2 separate regions of the Homo sapiens genome follow, and region 1 is linked to region 2. Evidence: chromatin loops called from intact Hi-C (ENCODE). Cell type or tissue: HCT116. All regions are shown on one strand. Links, peaks and the distances in the headings refer to the core of each region. The heading gives the core; the rest is flanking DNA. Region 1 holds the start of LOC124900457 (small nucleolar RNA ACA64). Region 2 has its middle 13 kb from the start of SLAMF7.

What was found. A loop is a pair of places that touch in the nucleus more often than their neighbours do. Peaks named below come from ENCODE experiments on the same cell type or tissue, not always from the same donor. Only the 100,000 strongest peaks of a DNase experiment are listed, where the experiment ranks them.
Region 1: it touches region 2 in a loop (5-fold over the local background); 9 of 110 quality-filtered maps call a loop at or near these places.

Annotation. Positions count from the first base shown.
Region 1 is chr1:161,137,683-161,143,056 of GRCh38, reverse strand. LOC112543491 (linc-UFC1) reads right to left here. Exons shown (of 1, transcript NR_156734.1): 1 at 5,115-5,374. LOC124900457 (small nucleolar RNA ACA64) reads left to right here and starts at 1,721; the gene lies at 1,721-1,849. In HCT116, for the core only: a CTCF peak has its summit at 3,052; a DNase peak (open chromatin) is centred at 3,056.
Region 2 is chr1:160,723,613-160,728,986 of GRCh38, reverse strand. No RefSeq gene overlaps it. Among named protein-coding and RNA genes, the nearest start is that of SLAMF7, 13 kb to the left of the region's middle. RefSeq lists enhancers at 1,694-1,743, 1,784-1,883, 1,475-2,218, 2,594-2,743, 2,219-2,961. In HCT116, for the core only: a CTCF peak has its summit at 1,989 (motif pointing left); DNase peaks (open chromatin) are centred at 1,986, 2,296 and 2,642; H3K27ac peaks cover 619 bases.

The DNA.
Region 1 (5,374 bases), core at 258-5,257, 410 kb before region 2:
GGATTACAGGCACACGCCACCATACCCGGCTAATTTTTGTATTTTTAGTAGAGACAGGGTTTCACCATGTTGGTCAGGCTGGTCTCAAACTCCTTACCTTGTGATCTGCCCACCTTGGCCTCCCAAAGTGCTGGGATTAACAGGCGTGAGCCACCGCGCCCGGCCCTTTTTTCTTTCTTTCTTTCTTTTTTTTTAAGACAGAATCTCGCTCTGTCACCCAGGCTGGAGTGCAGTGGCGCAATCTCGGCTCACTGAAACTTCCACCTCCCAGGTTCAAGTGACTATCTCGCCTCAGCCTCCTGAGTAGCTGGGACTACAGGTGCCCACCACCACGCCCGGCTAAGTTTTTGTATTTTTAGTAGAGATGGGGTTTCACCATTTGGTCAGGCTAGTCTCCAACTCCTGACCTCAAGCAATCCACCTGCCTCAGTCTCCCAAAGTGCTGGGATTAAAGGTTTGAGCCATGGTGCCCGGAATGCTTTGTGACATTTTAAATTATCACTCAGGTCAAAATATTTTCTAACTCCAATTGTGATTTATTTTGTGGGTCATTTAAAAATGTATTCAGCACACTACAGCCTTAAACTCCTGGAATCAAGGGATCCTCTGGCCTCCAAGTAGCTGGGACTGCAGGCATGTGTCATTGTGCCCGGCTGTATTTAACTTGTAAACATAGGGACTTCCCAGTTACCTTTTTGTTACTGATTCTAGCCTCACTGTAATGTAGGCAAGAAACATACTTTGCATCATTTGAAGCCTTTGAAATTTGTTGAAACTTGCTTTATAGAACAATCTGGTCAGTTTCTTAAATGTTCCAAATGTGCTTGAACATGTGCTTTGTAATTTGAAGTCGTTGGGTATAGTGGACTCTATACGCTTGTTGAATCAAATTTACTGCTCGTGTTATTTAAATTTTCTATATCCTTGCTGATTTTTTCTTATTCTTTCTCTTTTTTTTTTTTTTTTTTTTTAGAGAAAGAGTTGGTCTCATTTTGTCTCTCAGGTTGAAGTACAGTGGTGCCATCATAGCTCACTGCAGCCTCAACCTCCTGGGGTCATGTAATCGTCCCACCTCAGCCTCCTGGGTAGCTGGGACTATAGGCATGCACAACCATGCTCAGCATATTTTTTTTTTTTTTTTGAGACGGAGTCTTGCTCTTGTCACCCATGCTAGAGAGCAGTGGCGCGATCTTGGCTCACTGCAACCTCCGCCTCCCGGGTTTAAGCTATTCTCCTGCCTCAGCCTCCTGAGTAGCTGGGATTACAGGTGCCCGCCACCACACCCAGCTAATTTTTGTACTTTTAGTAGAGACGGGGTTTCGCCATGTTGGCCAGGCTGGTCTCGAATTCCTGAACTCAGGCCCGCCCCGGCCTCCCAAAGTGTTGGGAATTACAGGCGTGACCCACCGCGCCCGCCCCTAATTTTTTTTTTTTTTGTAGAAATGAGGGTCTCCCTATGCTGCCCAGGCTGGTCTTGAACTCCGGCCTCATGCAATCCTCCCATCTCAGCCTCCCAAAGTGCTGGGATTACAGGCATCAGCTACTGCACCTGGCCCTGACTTTTTCTATCAGTTCTGAAAGAAGTATACTCTATTAATTGAGAGAGGTGTGCTAAATCTCCTACGATGATTGTGAACTTGTCTATTTTTCCTTGTAGCTCGGTGCTGTATATTATTTGAGGTTTTGTTAAGTGCATACAAATTTAGAAATGTTTTCCGGCGTTGGTTGAAAATCACCCCCGGTTTTGGCCGTGGCCGCGGGTGAAATTCGGCGCGCAAGAGCCTCCGGGGGCCTCAGCTCACCGCGTGCTGCCGCCATGTGCGACGGTGAAACCCAGGCCCCGACAGGGGCCGCGGCCTCCCCCCGGGTGTGGCTGCTCGCGTGGTCTGACCCCTGACTCCTGACCCCGGCTGCAGACCCCTAACCCTATTTTTCTCTCCGCAGGACACTGGTCCTCCTACGCCTGAGACCGACGTTGCCAGGACCGCAGGGTCAGGGGGACTTGGCTGTCCCCCGTCTTTCAAATAAAGCTGTTTGTCTAAAATAAATAAATAAATAAATAAATAAATAAATAAATAAATAAATTTATTTTTTAACTTCCTGGTGAATTAAACTTATTGGTATAAAATGTCCTTATTTCTAGTAATGCTTTTTGCCTTCAAGTCAACTGTGTCTGATTTTAACATAAGCTTCTTTTGGTTTATGTTGCATAGCTTATCTTTTCCTATAATTTTACTTTCAACCTTTTGATAACCTTATTATTGTTTATTTATTTATTTATTTAATTTATTTATTTTTGAGACAGAGTCTTGCTCTGTTGCCCAGGCTGGAGTGCAGTTGTGCGATCTCGGCTCACTGCAAGCTCTGCCTCCTGGGTTCATGCCATTCTCCTGCCTCAGCCTCCTGAGTAGCTGGGACTACAGGCGCCCGCCACCACGCCCCGCTAATTTTTGTGTTTTTAGTAGAGATGGGGTTTCACCTTGTTAGCCAGGATGGTCTCGATCACCTGACCTCGTGATCTGCCCGCCTCGGCCTCCCAAAGTGCTGGGGTTACAGGCGTTAGCCACTGCGCCCGGCCTATTGTTATTTATTTATTTAAAAAAAAATTTTTTTTTGAGACGGAGTCTCGCTCTATCACCCAGGCTGTAGTGCGGTGGCACAATCTCAGCTCACTGCAACCTCTGCCTCCCGGGTTCAAATGATTCTCCTGCCTCAGCCTCCTGAGTAGCTAGGATTACAGGCACGGGCCACCACACCCGGCTAATTTTTGTATTTTTAGTAGAGACGGGGTTTCACCATGTTGGTCAGGCTGGTCTCGAACTCCTGACCTCAAGAGATCCACCTGCCTTGGCCTCCCAAAGTGCTGCAATTATAGGCATGAACCACCACGCCCAGCCTGTTATGTTATTTGAAAAAGAATGGTCTGGAATATAAGAGCATTTTTACTTAATTGAACAACCACCCAAAGAAAAATTGGTTAATTCTCTAATTAACTGGTGGGATTGGTGAGACAGGGTTGTTTTATGTTACGGTCTTTGGAATAACCAATGACTTGGAAAAAGTCATCCCCATGGGGGCAGCAAAGAGTCATTGATAAAGAGCCTGCTGAATTTCTGAAACCTGGTGAAACTTGTTATATATAATACAATAATAAATATTAGGTAACATTTATCCAGCACTAGGCCCTGTGCAACACTTTCTATACATCATTTAATATAATCATTAAAACAATGATCTGTAAGGTGGATGTTATATTTCTTTCACAGATAAGAAAACAAGTTTAGAGAAGTTAAGGAACTTGCCTGTCATATTAGTGAGGGTCAGAGCTGGGGAATGAAGAAAAGGGAACAGGTTGAGGCGACTTGAACAGCAGATCACTAGGATTCAGCAACTGATTGTGGTCCCTACTCCTTTTTTCTTTTTCTTTTTTTTTTTTGAGGCAGCAGGGTCTGGCTCTGTCACCCAGGTTGGAGTGCAGTGGTGCGATCTTGGCTCACTGCAACCTCGGCTTTCCAGGCTCAAGTGATCCTTCCACCTCAGCCTTCTGAGTAGCTGGAACTATAAGCACATGCCACCATGCCTAATTTTTGTATTTTTTTCTGTAGAGACAGGGTTTGGCCATGTTACCCAGGCTGGTCTTGAACTCCTGGACTCAAGCAATCCACCCGCCTCAGCCTCTCAAAGTCCTGGGACTGCAGGTATGAGCCACCATGTGTGGCCGAGGTCCCTACTCTTTTATTCGGGAGCCATAGAAGCCAGAACTGCAATAAATTCTAGTTCTGGACTTAGAGCTAGGTTCCAAGCTGAACTGAAATTAGGAGGAGCCAGTAGTATAATGCCTGGATGAAAATGAGTAACTGGGGCAGCTTAGAGTTAATAGGAAACCAAGAATAGAGCAGATCATCAGGTCAGCAAGTCCCTGCAGAGTAAAGCAGAAGAGTAAAGCCCTGGTAGGGACACAGGGATCCGAGTGGCCCTGGAAGAGTCAAGAGGATACTTGTGACAAGGGGCTAGTGCTAGCAAGATAGAGACTTCTTAAGGGAATATCTGGTTTGAAAAGATTAATCTGGCAGACCTGGGAAGGAACATGGACTAGGACAAGCAGCCTTAATAGAGTATTCAGATCAAGAAAGAGAACAGATCTGCTTTACTCTAAACTGGTACTACCACTGACTTGTAAAAAAATATTTAGTAGGGACATGTGGCTATGATGTGTTGACCCAGAGAGAAAAAACAGAACCAATACATGGAAGTTACAAAGAGATTTATCTAAGGATAGTAAAAAGGCCTTTCTAATTACTGAGAATTACAGGGAGTTGAAAACTACAGTTAAGGACACAGTGGAAATGTGAGCCTGTGGATAGCTGAAGGGTTCCAGGTTACAGATTCCAGTGAAGGAAGAGGTAACTGTGGGAGTAGTGTTTTGATAAGTAGAAAAGGATGGGCATCAGGATAGAGCTGAAGGGGCCAGTCTTTGAAAGCTGGAGGGATGTTTTCTCAGCTGAGGAAGAGACAGGAACTAATGTAAAGGAAGAAACATAACAAGCAGAGGACTTCCGCAAGAGAATTCTACACAGGGTTCTCAATCTTCTCAGAGGAAGTTCCCCCAAGTTTTTAGTTGAATTAAGGAGAGGGTGGTTCATAAGGCAAGAGATGAAGTTTTTGTTTTAACTGTACAGATGATGTATAGTTTAAGCTAAGGAGGAACAGCAGTCTAGCTATAGCTAACAAAAAACTCTAAACTGTTTGAAATATTTTTTTCTCAGTGATGGACATGAGGGTGCCCATCTCTACACAGGAGGTCCCTTTGGCTTAGCTCAGGAAATCTGCACAGCTCTCTTTGTTGGCGTTACGATCTTAGGACTTCATGTTGAAAGAGTGAACTTCCAGGGCTCCCCAAGCAGAAAATATCCCTCCAAATAAACTGACTAGTTTAGGAACAGCTGGCCAGGCAACTGTCCCAATGTTTGGAATTTGGAAAATTTGGTCATTGAAGTCTGGCCCCAGGGAAAAGAACTGAGTTCTGTGAGTCCTGCAGGGGAAGACAGATTACTTTGGAAGGCCTAATGAAGGCAAATCTCAGCCCTTCCTTCACCTTTCCATTCTTTTTTTTTGAGACAGAGTTCAATTCTGTTGCCCAGGCTGGAGTACAGTGGCGTGATCTTGGCTTACTGCAACTTCCACCTCTCAGGTTCAAGCAATTCTCCTGCCTCAGACTCCCGAGTAGCTGGGATTACAAGTGCATGCCACCACACCCAGCTAATTTGTTTATTTTTTAGTAGAGATGGCGTTTCAACATGTTGGCCAGGCTGGTCTCGAACTCCTGACCTCAAGTGATCCTCCTGCCTCAGCCTCCCAAAGTGCTGGGATTACA
Region 2 (5,374 bases), core at 94-5,093:
TAAAATGCTCTAATTTTCTTTCTTTCTTTCTCTCTTTCTCTGTCTGTCTATCTATATCTATCTATCTATCTATCTATCTATCTATCTATCTATCTATCTATCTATCATCTATCTACCTATCTATCTGATGGAGTCCTGCTCTGTCTCCAGGCTGTAGTGCTGTGGCACGATCTCAGCTCACTGCAACCTTGGCCTCCCGGGTTCAAGCGATTCTCCTGCCTCAGCCTCCCGAGTAGCTGGGACTACAGGTGCGCACCAGCACCCCCAGCTAATTTTTGGATTTTTAGTAGAGACTGGGTTTCACCATGTTGGCCAGGATGGTCTTGATCTCTTGACCTCGTGATCCGCCCACCTTGGCCTCCCAAACTGCTGGGACTACAGGTGTGAGCCACTGCGCCTGGCCAAAATGCTCTAATTTTCTTTCTTCTTTTCTAGTAAATCTTTGTCAGTCTCATTTGCATATGCCTCATCCTTTGCCATCCCTTAAATGTTGGTATTACCAGGGGATTCCATCCCCAACCTCCTTTCACTTTACATATTCTTTCTGAGTAAGAATTTGTGTGCCATAATTATTTGCATGCTGGCACATAGCACAGGTCTCTCTCCTGAGCCCCAGATACATATATTCATCTGCCTCTTAGATATCTTAATCTTAATATATTCAAAACTGAACTTATCATCTCTCATGTCCCAACTTGTCCCTTATCCTATCCACTGATGCAACCACACAAGCCAGGAACCAGACTTTTCCTCTTCCCTCTTCCTTTACCCCCATATGCAACCAGGTATCAAGTTCTGCTCATTCTGACCCCTGCCCTTCACACCACCACCTCTGCTTCAGCCAAGTTGAGCAATAATGAAGGCCTTGGCTGGATCCCCCCAATAGCCTTAAAATGTCCCCCCTTGTTTGTGGTCTCATTCTCCTGTTTACCAGAATATTCTTTTTAAGTTGTGAACCACAGTATATCACTAATCTGCTCAAAACCCTTTAATTAGCTCCCTTCACGAGCCTTCAGGATAAAATCTAAACCCTTCATCATGTACACTAAAACATTAGTGATCTGGACCAGTCTGGAAACGGGACCTGCTTTCTGTATCCAGTCTTTATTTCAGCCACACTGAAATATCCTCATTTTCCTGAACTGGCCAAGTTCTTTGGGTAGCAAAGGTATAAAAATAAACCCTTTGGCCGGGCGCAGTGGCTCATGCCTGTAATCCCAGCACTTTGGGAGGCCGAGGCAGGAGAATCGCTTGAACCCAGGAGGTGGAGACTGCAGTAAGCCGATTGTGCCACTGCACTCCAGCCTGGCAACGGAGTGAGACTCCGTCTCAAAAAACAAACAAACAAACAAACAAACAAACAAACAAACAAAAAACCCTATTGTTATTTGATTTTTTTGTGTGTATAAAAAAAGATTTTACACATGTTCATTACAAAGACCTCCTCTGATCATACACAGTTTGCATTAGGCACCCTTTCTATGTGACACCACAGTTTCTCATTTTGCAGCTTCTCAATGTTTTGCTTCTCTGTTTTCTCCATGAGACTGTGAGTTGCTTAAGAGCAATATTATGACTTTCATTTCTACATCTCCAGATGCAGCTCAAGAAATATCCAACAGGGAGAAAGGAAGAGAAGTGGGGATGAGAAAAAAGGAGGAGAGAAATGGAGAATTTGGCTTCTGCCTCCACTAAAATGGCTCTCATCATGGCCAAGGTGGCTACTGACTACACAATTGCTAAATGAAATGGAAGCACTTTTTGTTAATCTGGATATAGTCTTGAAATTTTTGCTCTCAAATTTTGAGACCACCTTCTCCTTGCTATCTGACTGATCCTCCTTATTTTCCTCTTCAGGATCCCTTTTTTCTATTGTCTCTTAAATGTTAAATTTACCCTGGGAAATCGTCCTGAGTCCCTCGGGTCTTTTAGTCTCCCTGGGGAATGGCCTCCAAGCTGGAGCCTACTCAGGCAGTGTTGTACTGCCCCCTCCTGGTATAACTGAAAAGCAGGTTAGTCGCTCGCCACAGTTAACAAGAACGAGGCCTGGCACAAGAAAAGTGAATGTATTTCCAAAACAAGTCTGGGAGGAGGGCAGGAAGTATCCTCCTTTAAATGTGCCACTTTGCCTTTGGAGCAAAAAGTGAACACTTTTATAAGGTAAAGGAAGAAGTGAGCAAGGGCAGGGGGGTCTCCCTGCTACTGGGCAGTTAAATACTGAACAGTTGAGTTGGTGCCTTCCCGGGCAGAAGTAAGTTGTAAAAGTGACCAAATAGGCATGCTTTCCACATGCCTTTCTGAGGCAACCGCCCGAAGGGAGGAGTTCCATAAGGACATGCTTTGATCTGCAAATCAACAGATCTGTCTTGGAGCACATAGGTGAACTTGCCCTGTAGGGAGTGTCTGGTGAGAGGTTATTTTGCATTTCAGAAAGGGCTAAGTAGGGAGTAGAGGGAAAGGGAAAAAGAAAAAAGAAAAGGAAAAAAAAACACATAACAACAATTAAATTATCTCTTAGAATAATGGGGGCACTTGGTTACATTGGAACCAGTGATAAGCCAGCCAGGAATAGTAGTGGCCCTAGTCCTAGTGGGGTTGAAAATAGGTTTTATTATTCTATGCTGACTAAAACCTCAAATGACTCAGCAAAAACACTGGGCAGTAGACCTTCTGAACACTCACGACCGGAGGACTATAGTCCTCTGACTGGGCTCTTCAACCTCCATTTTCTTTTACCCTCTGGAACCTGGAGCTCAGAGGTGGCAGGTGTCATTTTTGCATCTTAGTTTTAGAGGTGGTGAATTCGTATGGGTTTGCAGCAACCTCAATTACTGTCTCTTCAGAAGAAAAAATTCAACCATGGGGCATAAGGCAGAGGGAGAGAGCAAGGCAAGCTTTAGAGTAGGAGTGAAAGCTTATTAAAAAGCTTTGGAGCTGGAATTAAAATCAAAATACATTTGGAAGCGGGTGGCTTGAGAGACCAAGTGCACTGTTTGACCTTTGACTTGGTGTTTTATATGTTAGCATGCTTCTGGGGTCTTGCATCCCTTCTCCCCTGATTCTTCCCTTGGGGTGGGCTGTCTGCACACGCAGTGGCCTGCTAGCCCTTCGGAGGGGCTGCGAGCACAGTGTGTTCACTGGAGTTGTATGCATGCTCACTTGAGGTGTTCTTCCCTTACCATTTGAGTGTTCCTAGAGGAAAGTGATATACCAGTTAAATGCTGCCATTTTGCCTTTTAGTACGCATGTGTGAGCCCACTCGCCCAACTCCTGAGATCTTAATGGGAAACTGCTGATCACCAGCTTTGGGTTTTGCTTTATCTGTTGGGAGACTGCCTTTCCCTCATGCTGGCTGTGACTATTATTTTAGAGAGACAGCTTAACAACTGTCTGACCATCACCTGATGGTTACCTGACATTCCTAGGGGGTATCCTCTCCTGCCCTGCTCATGTCTGCCTGACTACCTACTGTAACATTCCCCCCGTCAAGAGTCCAGTACCCCAAATTTTGGGGGAAAATGGACAAACACCAGTCTTCTGTAAACTGCTCCCTGCTCACAGAGGGCCGGTGGTTGTTGTTCTGTGAATCTTGGCCTCCTGCTAGCTGTTAGGGCAGGTGACTCTGTGGGTTCATGAAAGCAGTTTCCAGCCAAGTCCAACAGAGAAAGGGGCAGGATTTAACCTCTGTCATGTCCCACTAATGGGCAGTGTAAGGGTCCAGTGTAGAAGGATAACTCTTGAATGTTGAGAGGATGTATTCCTCACTGAGGATCATCTGGAGCTTGATGCCCTGGAGAGGAGACAAATCAGGTTATTAGATATAGAAGACATGGACCAAAAAGGACAAGTAGAGATGTCAAAATGAAACAAGGAGGTGAGGGCAGCTCCAAAAAATCTTGAGGCTGCTGACACATCCAGGTAGCTGGTGGTTACATTCATGCCTGCTAAGACTTGCATGCCTGGGGTTGCTAGCCAATTCCAACAAGTGCCCAGTGTAGGGGGCACACAACAACATATTCAAGCTTATGTACAAGGCATTTGAGGTTGAAAAAATAACTGAGGCACTGTGTGTGTGTTGTTTGTGCATGAGACTATAACTCCTTGACCCTGAAAACAGGACAAGGAGCAGAATGTGTGATAAGGGGCGCTGAACACAGCCTCCTAAGAAGGCGGTTTGAGTGCTTTTAGATGTAATAAACAAGGCCATATGTGCCTCATGTCACGACTGCAAAAAGCCACCTGGTGGATGTCTTTTGTTGGTCTGAATTGTAGTTTAACAAGCCTCTCAACAGACACTTGGTGGACAGATCTTGGAGCAGCACTCCCTCGAGGAGCTCCTCCCTGCCCCGTTCAGCTGTAATTGTCTCAATACTTATTTCTCGGCGTTCACTGCAGAGCAAGCTGCAAGTGGTGACTCCGATGTGATCGCCTTGAAATTACTCGTGGAGCAGGATGACATACCAATCTTCAGGGAATACCGATAAGGGACAGTCCTGACCCATTTTCTTTTCTTTTCTTTTTTCTTTTCTTTTTTTTTTTTTTTTTTTGAGATGGAGTTTCACTTTTGTTGCCCAGGCTGGAATGCAATGGCGTGATCTCGGCTCACCGCAACCTCTGCCTCCCAGGTTCAAGCAACTTTTCCTGCCTCAGCCCCCTGAGTAGCTGGGATAACAGGCATGCGCCACCACGCCTGGCTAATTTTTTTTGTATTTTTAGTAGAGACGGGGTTTCTCCATATTGGTCAGGCTGGTCTCGGACTCCTGATCTCAGGTGATCTGCCCGCCTCAGCCTCCCAAAGCGCCGGGATTACAGACATGAGCCACTGCGCCTGGCCAGTCCTGACCCGTTTTCAGGAGGACAGGACCTATGTGTATAATACCAGGGCTCGGGTTACCACGGGTGAGAAGTTGACCAAATAGCAGAAAGTATTTTTTAAAATGGTGAGACAATTGCTTAAGGCTATCCAGTGCACCAGAGAGTCTGAAGCTTTGCATACGCTTACGCTTTTAGTTCGGCAGGAATGCCCTTGGTTCCCTAATCAAGGAATATTAGACTTAAAGTCATGGGAGCAGGTGGGTGGTTGCCTGAAAAGGGGATTTGAGCAGGGCCATTTTACTAATGTTACCATTTTGACCACCTGGAGTATGATCTGCGTTATACCCCCTTTATATGTCAGATCGTGGTAAGTCAGACCGCCCATTTTCTCCACCTGAAGGGAATTCAGAAATTTTAAAGAGAAAAGAAAAACAGGAACAAGAACAACAGGGAGGAGCTCCTCCCCCCACTTCACTCCCTTCTGTGGGGCATAAAGAAAAAACTTTTTCTAGTGATGAGGATGGACTGGAGCTTTTTTCTCCCCAGTAAAAAAGCCATT